Linked DNA regions of Homo sapiens: region 1 is linked to region 2. Evidence: read pairs that join two places in POLR2A ChIA-PET (ENCODE). Cell type or tissue: OCI-LY7. All regions are shown on one strand. Links, peaks and the distances in the headings refer to the core of each region. The heading gives the core; the rest is flanking DNA. Region 1 holds the start of HOXA6 (homeobox A6). Region 2 overlaps JAZF1 (JAZF zinc finger 1).

Region 1 (5,305 bases), core at 306-5,305, 1.0 Mb before region 2:
ATGGTCAGCCCTCTTGAATCTTTACACATTCTCCCAAATTATATGACCCTTCTGAGAAATGCAGAACTCCCCCAAGGATAAAGTGGATGTTAATGGAAAACATTATAATTTTAACAATCCGCATTAGGCTCTGTCCTAGGGAATTCCTAGGAGTCTTTGGGATTCCCTGTGGAGTCCTTGGAAACCAGAGGCTAAGAGATGGAGCTATAGGTAGTCTAGGATTTCTGGCAATGTAGGATTGTGTTGGGCTGTCTGATCTGGTGCCAAAGTTCCCCAAGGGTGGTGGGGGGTCCCTCCAAGACAGGTGTATGAAGCTCAGGCATGGGCTCAGAAGAGGGCAGAAGTTGGCTAAGAGTGGGCAGTTGAGTAGAAGCCGGGGGAGATGAGGGAGGAGAGAGAAAAAAATCCTGAGTCTGGGGCTGTGGCCCTCCAAGGCTTTGGGGAGACACTGGAAGAGGCCAAATGGCCACCTCTCTGTACGGGTTTCTGAAGGGCAGAAAGGAGAGGGGGTTGGGAAGCAAAGGGTATTTATCAGTGACGCAGTGCAAAAGGCCCTCTGGCTTGGGAAGCTGAGCAGGGTACTCAGGGTGCATGGACAGGCTGTCCCTCCCCACCAGCCTCTCTCTCTCTTCAGGCTGTCCCTGTCACAGGTCTCATATACGTGCCAGTGCCCCCATCCTCCCCTAAGGTGTCAGCTTACATGGACACTGGGGCCTTGCCCTTCCTCTGCCATGGCCTGATAGCCCCATTGGGAACTGATTTTTTCTTCTCTTTTAAGAAGCCAAAGAAACTTTGCTGGTTCTTTCATCCTTTCTTTCTCTCTATTCCTCTTTCTACTCTGTTTCCTCCTTCTTTCTTTCTTTTCCTGCCTCCTTTCCCCTCTCCCTCCACTGTCTTGGGATATGTCTTACCCGCGCAGGAGTTCATCCGCTGCATCCAAGGGTAAACCGGGCTCGTGTACTTCCGGTCGGCGCCTTCGTCATGGAGTGCTTTGCCCTGCCCGCTGCTGCTGTCGGGTTTGTACTGCTGCTCGGGAGAAAAGTGCAGGTAGTCCCCGGGGCCCCTCTGCTTGCCACTGCCCGAGGGCGAGGCGCCACTGAGGTCCTTATCAGAATAGAAACACGAGGCCCCGTACTCGTAGGACGCCCGGTTGCAGGCCAGGACCGAGTTGGACTGTTGGTAGAAACAAGGTGAGGTGTACGTCTTGTCCGGGAGACTCGACGCCCCGTACGAGGCCGGGAAGGGCCTCAGCGCGTCATAGCCAGCCTGGTAGAGGGGCAGCTGGCCCAAGAAGGAGTCCTGGCCGCTGGGAAGGCTCCCGGGGAAAGTGGGATTCACAAAATAGGAACTCATTTGCGCGCCCCTCTGCAGGACTGTGATTTGTTGTGTATTAGTACATCTGGCTATAACTATTAGTAGTCATCGAACTGGTTTGTTTCTGGATGGCCGAACGCCAAAAGCGACAGCAGCAAATCGCACCAGCTGACGCGGCGGCGGCCAATGGGAGCGAACGCCGGAGCCCGCTCCCCGGGGACCGCGGCGACCGAGGCAGCAAAGTTACAAACAGCCCCCAGCCCGCCCGCCCGCCGCCCGCCCGGCAGATTAATGGGCGCGCACAGCTAGCCGGCCCGGCTCTCTTCCCGAACGCCAGCGGCGGGCACGGCCCTTTCAGTGGCGAGCAGATCAGGCCAGAGTAGGGACACTAATGCTTGGGCCGCCTCAAAGGCCCCGCCAGGTCCCCTCCTTCCTCCTCCCCTTTTTGCTTTATTGAATTTTGCGGGTTCCCCGCCCCTCCTCCTCCAAACAGGAAACCTGAAGGTCCTGCTCCAGGAGGGGCAGTGACAAAGGTGGCTTTGCTCCCTGCCGGCCTGCACTCCAGGCACGGCCCAGAGTTGCCCCTCCCCTAGCGCTCCCCTATTCGTGGGTGCGAGTTCTTGAGCTGGAGCAAGGGCCATGAGAAACCAGGCCTTCACTCTATGCTCTTCACTCGTGCGCCTTAGGAATCGGTGAACTCCCTCATTCTCTCCTTCTCCGCTAGCACCAGGGGCCTGGGCCTTGCAGCCCAGAGCTGAAGGATCACCTCGAGCTGACCAGGACTCAGCCAAACGTAGGTTCTTCCCACCCATTCCCTCCTCCCACATACACATCCTGTTTGAGTCCCAAGGGGCTCAATGGCCCGCGCCTGCCTGGTGTCAAAGCACTCCTTCCAGCTGGGCGTCCCCATCCCACCTTTGAACCCAGGGAATTGAAAGGCCAGAAACCACTGGTTTCAACAAGAAAGGACCGACAGAGCAGTGGCCGTGAGACTGGGCTCCTAAGACAGCCGAGGGACCTGCTCCCCTGCCTAGCGCCTGGGGACTCAGCATCCACTGCGAGAACCGCTCAGAGCTGAGGCAGATAAAAATCCAGATGTGGAATCTCTCTGTCCACATTCCAGAGGCACAGAAGACGCAGAGGCCCTGGCCAAGCTGGGCACAGAGGGCAGCTCTGCAGGGCCCAAGGCCGCGGGATAATTGATGGGCTCGGTTTCCGGGGCGCCCGACAACCGGCACTGTCCTGGGGCCGCCCTCTTTACTGCCCTTCCTGGGACCGCAGGGAGGGCTGCCGCCCCTCAGTCGCTCCGGAACCGGGAATAGTCTCACCGGCTCCAGAAATCCTGAATTGCTTTCACTGCTGTCCCAGGCCTGGCGGTCCCCAGACAGGACATTAAAAGCCTGTCCTGAGCTGCTCACTCTTGCCTGAGAGGTGTGCCTTCGAGATAGTTGACTTTTACAACACATGGATCAATCTCGTTTTGTAAAATGTGATAGCAGCCCAATGGCATTTTTACAACTGTGTTTGTTGGGCTTGTAAAACCCCTTGAATTAGCTTTAAAATCCTCAATTCTGTGGAGGTTGAAGAAAGACTATTTACGTGATTTGGATGGATTTCTGGAGACTGTTTACAAGATCTGTAAAACCCTGGCCAATGCAGGCTCACCCGGTTCAGGACTTAGTGGGGAGGTGGCAATTGGCAGTGTTCCAGTAGGAATCTAGTAATGACTTAGTCTCTTCCTTGCTTTTCAATTTTTTTCCTGAACTCTCCTCCCACAAAGGGAAAAAATTGGGAAAGGACTGGCCTAAGGTCGACCTCCGAAGAGCCCAAGAGGCACTCCTGGAAGGCGGCTGCTAGCCCGGCAACGGGGGCTACCCCTGGAAGCCGGATGCCTGTTCCCCAGTCGATCCGTCCTGGAAAGGGTTTACTTTGCATATAAAGCAGGGCCTCGAATGAGAGGATAGAATTGGGCATTTCCCACACATTACTTCAGGGAAAGAATTCAATAGGTGAAAATGAAAACTCGAGTCAAAAAATTAAAAGGGACTTTTAAAAATAGCTGTTTGAAGAAAAACATGTTTGTGTTATTTTTTTCTTAAACAAAATTATCAGACAACAGTGATTTTAAGCAAGTTATTATTTAAAATGAAAACAACCGTTTGGAGATGACAATCAATGTTTACATTTATGATTTCCTTTTCATTCCGCCATGTCCCACATAGTGGTGGGTCAGTGTCAATTTACTATTATTATTATTTGTCATGCCTTGACCAGGATTCTCGATCTAATTATTGTTCCAGCTAACAAGAGAATTTGATTTCTCAGCTAAGAACCAGAAAACATTATATTTCTAGCTTCTATAGGCACTAAGATGGAAAAACATATATTACATTGGAATCTTTACATGTTAGCCAAGGCTAGTGCATATCATTTCTCCAACCAGATATTCTCTCTCTCTCTCTCTCTCTAGAGAGAGAGGGCTATTCCGGCAAGAATAGGCACCCCAGACCCTCCAAAGGGCCTCTCCTGCGATGGTGAGAATGGCCACCCCAGGGCTCTCTCTCCTCCCTGCCAAAGCCACGCAGAAAGCGACTTACCTTTCAGTTTCTCTCCAAGGGGGGCAGGACGGCGAGCTGGGCCCCACTGTCTGCCCTTGCCCTGGGCTGCCCATTGAACAGCTCCACCTCTGCCAGCCTGGAGGGTGGTCTGGGAGTATGTAGGTGTGGGACCTTGAAGGCCACCTCGGTCCAGCCAGCTCGCTAGCCCAGACCAGAGCCCAAAGCACACAGGTGCGGCCTCTGCCCTTCACAGCCCTCTCCTGGAGCCAAAGCCGTCCTTCTTTGCCATAGCCAATCCTCCTCAGAGCAGCCAGGCCTACAGGCCTCAGGACTACAGGTAGTCTCTCCGATTGCAGAATCCCAAAGCCAGAGTGTTCCCTGAACCAGCGTGCGCCCCCAGAACGCCTTGGGACGCGCAGTTTGGACAGAAGCAGCCATGACGTGCCAGGCGGCCTGTGCAACCAGTCTCCATGGTGCTGGAGTGGGGGTGGGGGAGGACCCGAGTCTATAACGGCGTCCAGCTCCGGTCAGGGGTAGCCGAGGCGGGGAGATTTCCCGGCCATATAGGCTCTGGGTGATCGCCCCCCAGGTCCCCTTGCGTCCCCCTCTACCCTGCTTGCTGGGAAATCTCTGAGGGGCCAGTACAGCAGTCGCGCCAGGCTGCAAGAGGCGGGCTGCAGCTGGCGCCGGTCCCGGCGACGGCCACGGCGTGGCAGCAGCGAGCGCCAGCACGGTCGCAATAAATAATCGGCCCGCGGCAGCCGCAGTCAGGAAGGCGGCGGACCTAGGATGCAAATGCGCCGCTTTATCCGCCCCGAGCGCACGCAGAGCACGGGCTAACGTCCTAAACATCCACAGCCCCTTCCTATTTATCGAATCCATACCAAGATATTGTCTCAAGTTGGGGAAACAACAACCCAAACAAAAAACAAACAAAAAGAACCTCGGACTCTTTTCTTGTCGCTGTCCGAGGAGTTCTCGGGGCAAATCTGGTCTGATGTGCACTTAGGCCGAGCTACAGTTCGAGCCACCGCGCTACGCAAAGCCACCGCCAGCAGCACGCTCTGCGCTTCCTCCCGGGCAGCTCCACCATCCTCTCCCCGCTCGCGGAAGGTGGGGAGTGCGGTCGCCAGTCCGTTGCGCCAAGGTGGATTGGGGGGTCCCCCTATCGCCCAGACTCGGTTTGCGTCCTTCCTTCAACCTTAGCTGCGGGACCCTGCCACGCGCGCTAACAGCATTATGTCCTCTGCACCGAAACTTCCCACCAAGTAACACCCAATTAATCCCATCCTCTCCTCCAACACAGAATTCCACCCACGCACCTATTCCCCCTCCCAGCGCTTCAGACACCTCTCTCATCGAAAAACCGGGCGAAGGGAAGCCGGCAACGAGCGGAGAACTCTGGCTGAATTAGTAAGTTTTTCTGTTTCCCC
Region 2 (5,371 bases), core at 237-5,236:
CAGTCCTATCTTTGATTGCCATTGAGAATTCAATCTGATATGGACATAGACTGGGCTTAATGATGTCGAGCATTTGAATGAATGTCAAGAAAATGAGCTGCTCATTTTGGCTCTCCACTCATGGCTTTAGGCCTTGGACCAGCCTTCCCTGACTGAAAGCCAGTCAGTAGGTCAGAACATCCTATGTGCCAGCCACTGTCCTGGGCCCTGGGAACTGCAGTGCACTTGGCTTTGAGTCCCTGCCCTTAAGGAGCTCACAAGCTGATGAGGGGAGAGAGACGCTGAACAAACAAATACATAAAGACAATTTCGATAGAGGAAAGTTTTATGAAAAGACATAACGGGGTAATGCAATAGCAAAATAGGCAGGAAGGTGGGCTCCTAACTCAGCTGACATGGAGAGAGAAAGCCTCCGAATAGATGAGACTTAGATGCTGAGGGGATATTCATAGGAAAACCCAGGGAAGTAACTGGGAGTGGGGTTGATGGGAACTCCCTGTACTACTTTTGCAACTTTTCAGTAAGTCTAAAATTATTCTAAAAATTAAATTCATTTTTAATATAACAAATTTTTTAAAATCTAAAGAGAAACCCAAGCAGAAGAAACAAGAGCAAAGATCTTGAGACATGAACAACACTGGCCAACTCAGGAGAGGAGGACCGTGAGTGGGTGCAGCACAGGAGCAGAGAGGAAGGCGGGAGGTGGGACCTTCGAGGGGGCGTGGGCAGGAGGTGTTGAGACCGTAAGCCCTGGGAAGGTGTCTGGGTTTTCTTTTGTTGGAATGGAGAGCCTTGTCAGCACAGTGGCTTGACATGATTGACATTTTGAAGGATCACTCTTGCCGCTGTGGAGGACGAGCTCTAGGGTGGTGGAGAAAGTAGAGGCAGGGAGGCCCAGGAGGAGGCTGCAGCACTGGGAGATGGGGCTTCAGTCGCAGTCTTCAGCCTCCTTACCAACTGCAGGAAGAATCAGTTTTACCTAGTAAAGTTCATTCTTCCTGGTGTACACATAGCCTATTATACTGTAGACTGCATAAAAACGGGGAGTCTAGATTCTCATACTTCACTCCTGGTGCCTGAACAATTTTTTAAAATATTCACCCAAGCCCTGATACCCCTTATAAGCGAAACCATAATTACGAAATAAAGTGCTTTGAATTAAAAAGTTGTTTTAGGTTAGATTGTGATAGTTTAAAAATGGCTACTTCATGAGTTTGATTTGCTTATAATAGCAAAAAAGCAGAACTTAACAGAATGATGGGGTGATACTGCCCTCCAGGTGGTGAAAATCGGTTCTGGGTGGGGTACGGAATCTCACTCTAAGTGTAAAGCACAGATTACATATAGGACATCAACAGATGCACAGTTTATCTGTGGTATTAAAATCTCATGAGGAGGGATGGGAATAGGAAAAAAATGTCAAAAAAGGCTCCAGGATATGGGGGTACATAGTGAAAAAAGAGTTGAGAAACGTGAATTTGCATAAACACCCCAAATATAGCATAACCCAGGCAGAACTCCGCTGTCACTCTCTCCCCTCACCCTGTTCTACCTTTCTTTCCAGCCCTTACCACTACCTAATATGACATACTTTTGTTTCTTTGTTGTCTACCTGTGTCCCCCATCTAGAATGTAGGCTCCATGAGGGCAAGGGCTTTGCTTGTGGCTGCACCCCCAGCACTTACAGAAGGGCCTGGCACACGGTAGGCGAGGCTTGTTTTGTGAAGGGAGGCTGTTGGGTGAGATGTCCTCAAAGGTTCCTTCTGCTGCAAACTCTAAGATTCTCAGATGCCCTCGCAGCATTGTCAGCCACAAAACATCGTTTTAGTTCCATCCCAGGAGGCCATTCCTTGCATACCAAAACCATCTCATCAGAAGGTGGCCCCACTTATGATCTCCACCAGCTGTGTTTTAGGAAGGTCACGATATATTTATCGAAACAGCTCCATAGTCAGAAACTTCAGCATGACAGTACCTCATGCTGCATCAGGTGATCATGAAAAGATTACAGGCTTTCTAAAATTATCAGCAAGATATGGACCTTTATGGCTTGCATTCAGCTTCTAATTGTCAAGAAGGAGGTAGTAAATCATTTGGAAGTTTGTTTTTGGTTTGGTTGGAGAGAAAAGTTCTTGAGCTATTAGGTATAGAACCACAGCATTTTTTGACCTGAAAGAAACCTCAGAAATCATCCATTCCTGCATTAGAATGTAGCTGTGGATCTCAACGTCTAAGTCTGAACTCTGGTTATGTTCTAGTAAGTGACAATGAACAGATTATTTAAGCACTCTGTAGCTCAGCTTCCTCGTTTGTAAATTGGGAATAATAATAGATGCACCCCATAGATGAATTAATTCATGTAAGGCTGTCGAAACAATAATAATATGTAGCACAATTCAGGCATTCAACAAATATTAGCCATTATCATTATAACCAGCCTTTTGGTTTTTACTTTTTTTAACTTGAAAAATCCTTTAATCTAAAAAAAAAAAAAAAAAAAAAAAAGTCTACTCAAAAGCCCTGTAGGTAGAGGATGAAAACTACTAGGAAGTCCTACAGAAACCCTAGAGCCCCAAGAACACTCCTAGAAAACCAGTGATTAAGCCCAAAGCACACATTTTATTCCCCAAGAAATGGAGGCTACAGGTTGAAGTGACTAGTCAAGGTCACAGAGAACTCCAGTTTCAACTACTGGCCCTCTTGCACTCTACGTTACCAGGTGCCTCCTTGTTATTAAGGAAGTACAGAACATGTGCTAATGGGGGCTTTGCTGCTGTCACAGGAATGAGTGTCAGGAGTGACTTTCAGAAACTGCATGTGATCTTCACAGAGAATCATGGAGGTCCCCATGGCAAAGTGAAAAGCAATAAGTCCCTCTGGGGCTTCCCTGCCAGATGGTTATACAGCCTCTGCTTGAATATTTCCAATGAACCCACTGCTTTCCCTGACAGCCTTTGCTGCTAACTAGCTATAAAAACCAGACTTAGAAGCAGTATATGATTATCCTTTATTCCCCAAGAATCTCACCATTCGCATGGCAGTATGGTGAAGGCTTTGGAGTCAAGCAGGCCTGACTGTGTGATCTTGAGGGGATTACTTACTCTCCTTAAGGCTCAGTGTCTTCGCCTACAAAATCCAAATAATATATAGTACCTCCTTTGCAGCCTTTCCGAGAGGGTCAAATGAGAAAATGCATTCAATTGTGTTTTGTAGTCCCTAGTACTTAGTTGCAGCACAATAAATTGTAATTGCTATTAATTGTCATTATAACCATCTACTCTCTCCATTAAACCATTAGGCTATATGTTACCTATTCAAAGGAAAGGCAAAGTTCTTAACAGCAGGCTCACTTATTTGGTCCAAGGCAGGAACTTGCTAACTGTCTACCCAAATCAGGCCTTCCTTTCCTCTACAGTAATAGAATTATAGCTAGGCCATGCTGAGGATACATGCCCCAGTGCCTTTGCAGTTCCATGTAGCCATGCAATTAAGTTCTCACTAATGCAATAAAAGTGGAAATAAGAAGTTATCACTAATAGCCTAGGCCATACATATTGTATGTGTACTCCTCCATACTCTTTTCCTTTCCCTCTACAGGAACACAAAGTTTCATCCTCAGGCCCCAGAGAATCCAGCTTCTACCTTATGTGAAAGAGAGACAAACTTCTTGAGCCTTTAGTTCATGTAAGGTTGGGCCTATTTGTTACAACAGCTGAACTTTTTGTCCTAGAGTGACCGCTCCTTGGGATCAGTGACTTAAGCTGAAACATTTACAATACCTGTCAACAAGCTAAATGGTAAGATCATGGTCACAACCTGACAGACAAGTAAAAGGACAGGTGTTAGAAGAATATTAGAAGGATATATTCTTTAAATACCCTTTAAGTCTTGCAGACACACCATGAAAATTAGTCTCCATGCTTTTTGCAACTCTTCTGATATAAAGACACCAGGGGCTTCCTTGGGTGTATAAAACGTCTGATGAAAGGTAAAGCATGAAACTAACTCAAAGCCTTTACATTCCTATGGCTTCAGGAGTCTTTATTTCAGGCAAAATATGCAAGTGAAAAAAGGAGGACTAAATCTGTTTTTAGGAATAATCTAATCTGGTCCTTGGAGCTTAAGACTTCATGGTAGAGGAAACATCTGAATACGATTCAGTGGCTATCAGTTTAAGTTCCTGCGTCATAAACTTAGTGCCATTGCAGATGAGATGCAGAGCCATGGATCATGTCTTCTGGAGGCCCACAATTTAGTGAGGAGAAACAGGAAGATACTGGAATAACAATAATAGAATGCTGCCTGTTGTGCTTGTTATACCAGATAATAACAAAAGCATTATCAGCTCATGGTCATTAAATGTTTAACATGTGCCCCTCACACATCAGCCTTATATGGCAAATATCCTATTCCTCAGTTTGCACATGGAAAAATCATACCTTAGTAAGTTGCCCAAGGTCACACAGCAGTCCAACCAGAACCTGGGACAACTGACATCAGAGACAGCTCTCTCAGCCACAAGAAGGTGTGATATACAGTGGGAGAAAGGGAAAAAGAGGTTCCCAACTGGCTGGGCTGTCCTTTTCCATCCTCCATGACATCGACTTGGAACTGGGGAAGAGAAGGGGCACAGGAACAAGTGGCAAAGCACCCCAAAATTCTTAAAGCTCTCTATGCTAGGGGAGGGCATCACAGGAAGCATCCCTTAACCTTCTCAGCCTGGCCAAGCAGCTCAGGAATTGAGAACACAAGTACAGAAGACTGGGCAACCCAAATTAAAGCCTTTAGGTTCTTAAGGAACCTTGTAATAAAAAGGGGTCATCCCTAACCAAACAAGCAGGTTCCCCTATTCTTTGTGGCCAAGGAGAAATCATTTAATTGCTTTTTCTCCCCTTCAAGTCCCAATTTCCCTGCCTGAAATGCTTATTAACTCCTCCATGGGGAGTTACAACATATGCGTCCCAAGCCCTCTGGGATGTCGTAGGGACAGCAACCTCCTGTTTAAAGAGTACCGTGGTCACTTTAGGAGAAAATTTTTATCTCTGTACTAAACATCAAAATCCTTTTGGACTCTTCCTATTTCTGATAAAATGCATCCATAATAGATTGGATTACTGTTCACTCACAGCTCTCCCTCCTCAAAAGAAACATACTTCCTTGACCTAATAATTCTGGCCTTGGCCATATTACTTAATTTGGCAAAAAGAATGTTATGTGCATGATGTGAATAGAGGCCTTAAATAAGCTTCTGTGGTTTGGCTTGACACTTGAGCTCTAGTAGTCCACCATGAGAAAACCATGTCCCTACTAGCTGCTGCCCCTTCAGCCTGGTTCCCAGAAGGAACATCTGTGACCAGATGTGAGCCCAACC

Evidence for each region. Peaks named below come from ENCODE experiments on the same cell type or tissue, not always from the same donor. Only the 100,000 strongest peaks of a DNase experiment are listed, where the experiment ranks them.
Region 1: POLR2A ChIA-PET joins it to region 2 with 8 read pairs; 1 of 35 experiments calls an interaction of 5 or more read pairs at or near these places.

The regions. Positions count from the first base shown.
Region 1 is chr7:27,146,397-27,151,701 of GRCh38, forward strand. The region is part of intron 1 of HOXA3 (homeobox A3); the gene reads right to left. HOXA6 (homeobox A6) reads right to left here and starts at 1,378. Exons shown (of 2, transcript NM_024014.4): 1 at 912-1,378. The coding sequence starts at 1,353. HOXA-AS3 (HOXA cluster antisense RNA 3) reads left to right here. Exons shown (of 3, transcript NR_038832.1): 2 at 5,179-5,285. In OCI-LY7, for the core only: CTCF peaks have their summits at 4,556 and 4,762; a DNase peak (open chromatin) is centred at 4,615; H3K4me3 peaks cover 3,677 bases.
Region 2 is chr7:28,158,777-28,164,147 of GRCh38, forward strand. The region is part of intron 1 of JAZF1 (JAZF zinc finger 1); the gene reads right to left. Among named protein-coding and RNA genes, the nearest start is that of JAZF1-AS1, 19 kb to the right of the region's middle. In OCI-LY7, for the core only: no CTCF peak of the experiment used is centred there; DNase peaks (open chromatin) are centred at 1,285, 2,725 and 3,415; H3K4me3 peaks cover 2,292 bases; H3K27ac peaks cover 4,236 bases.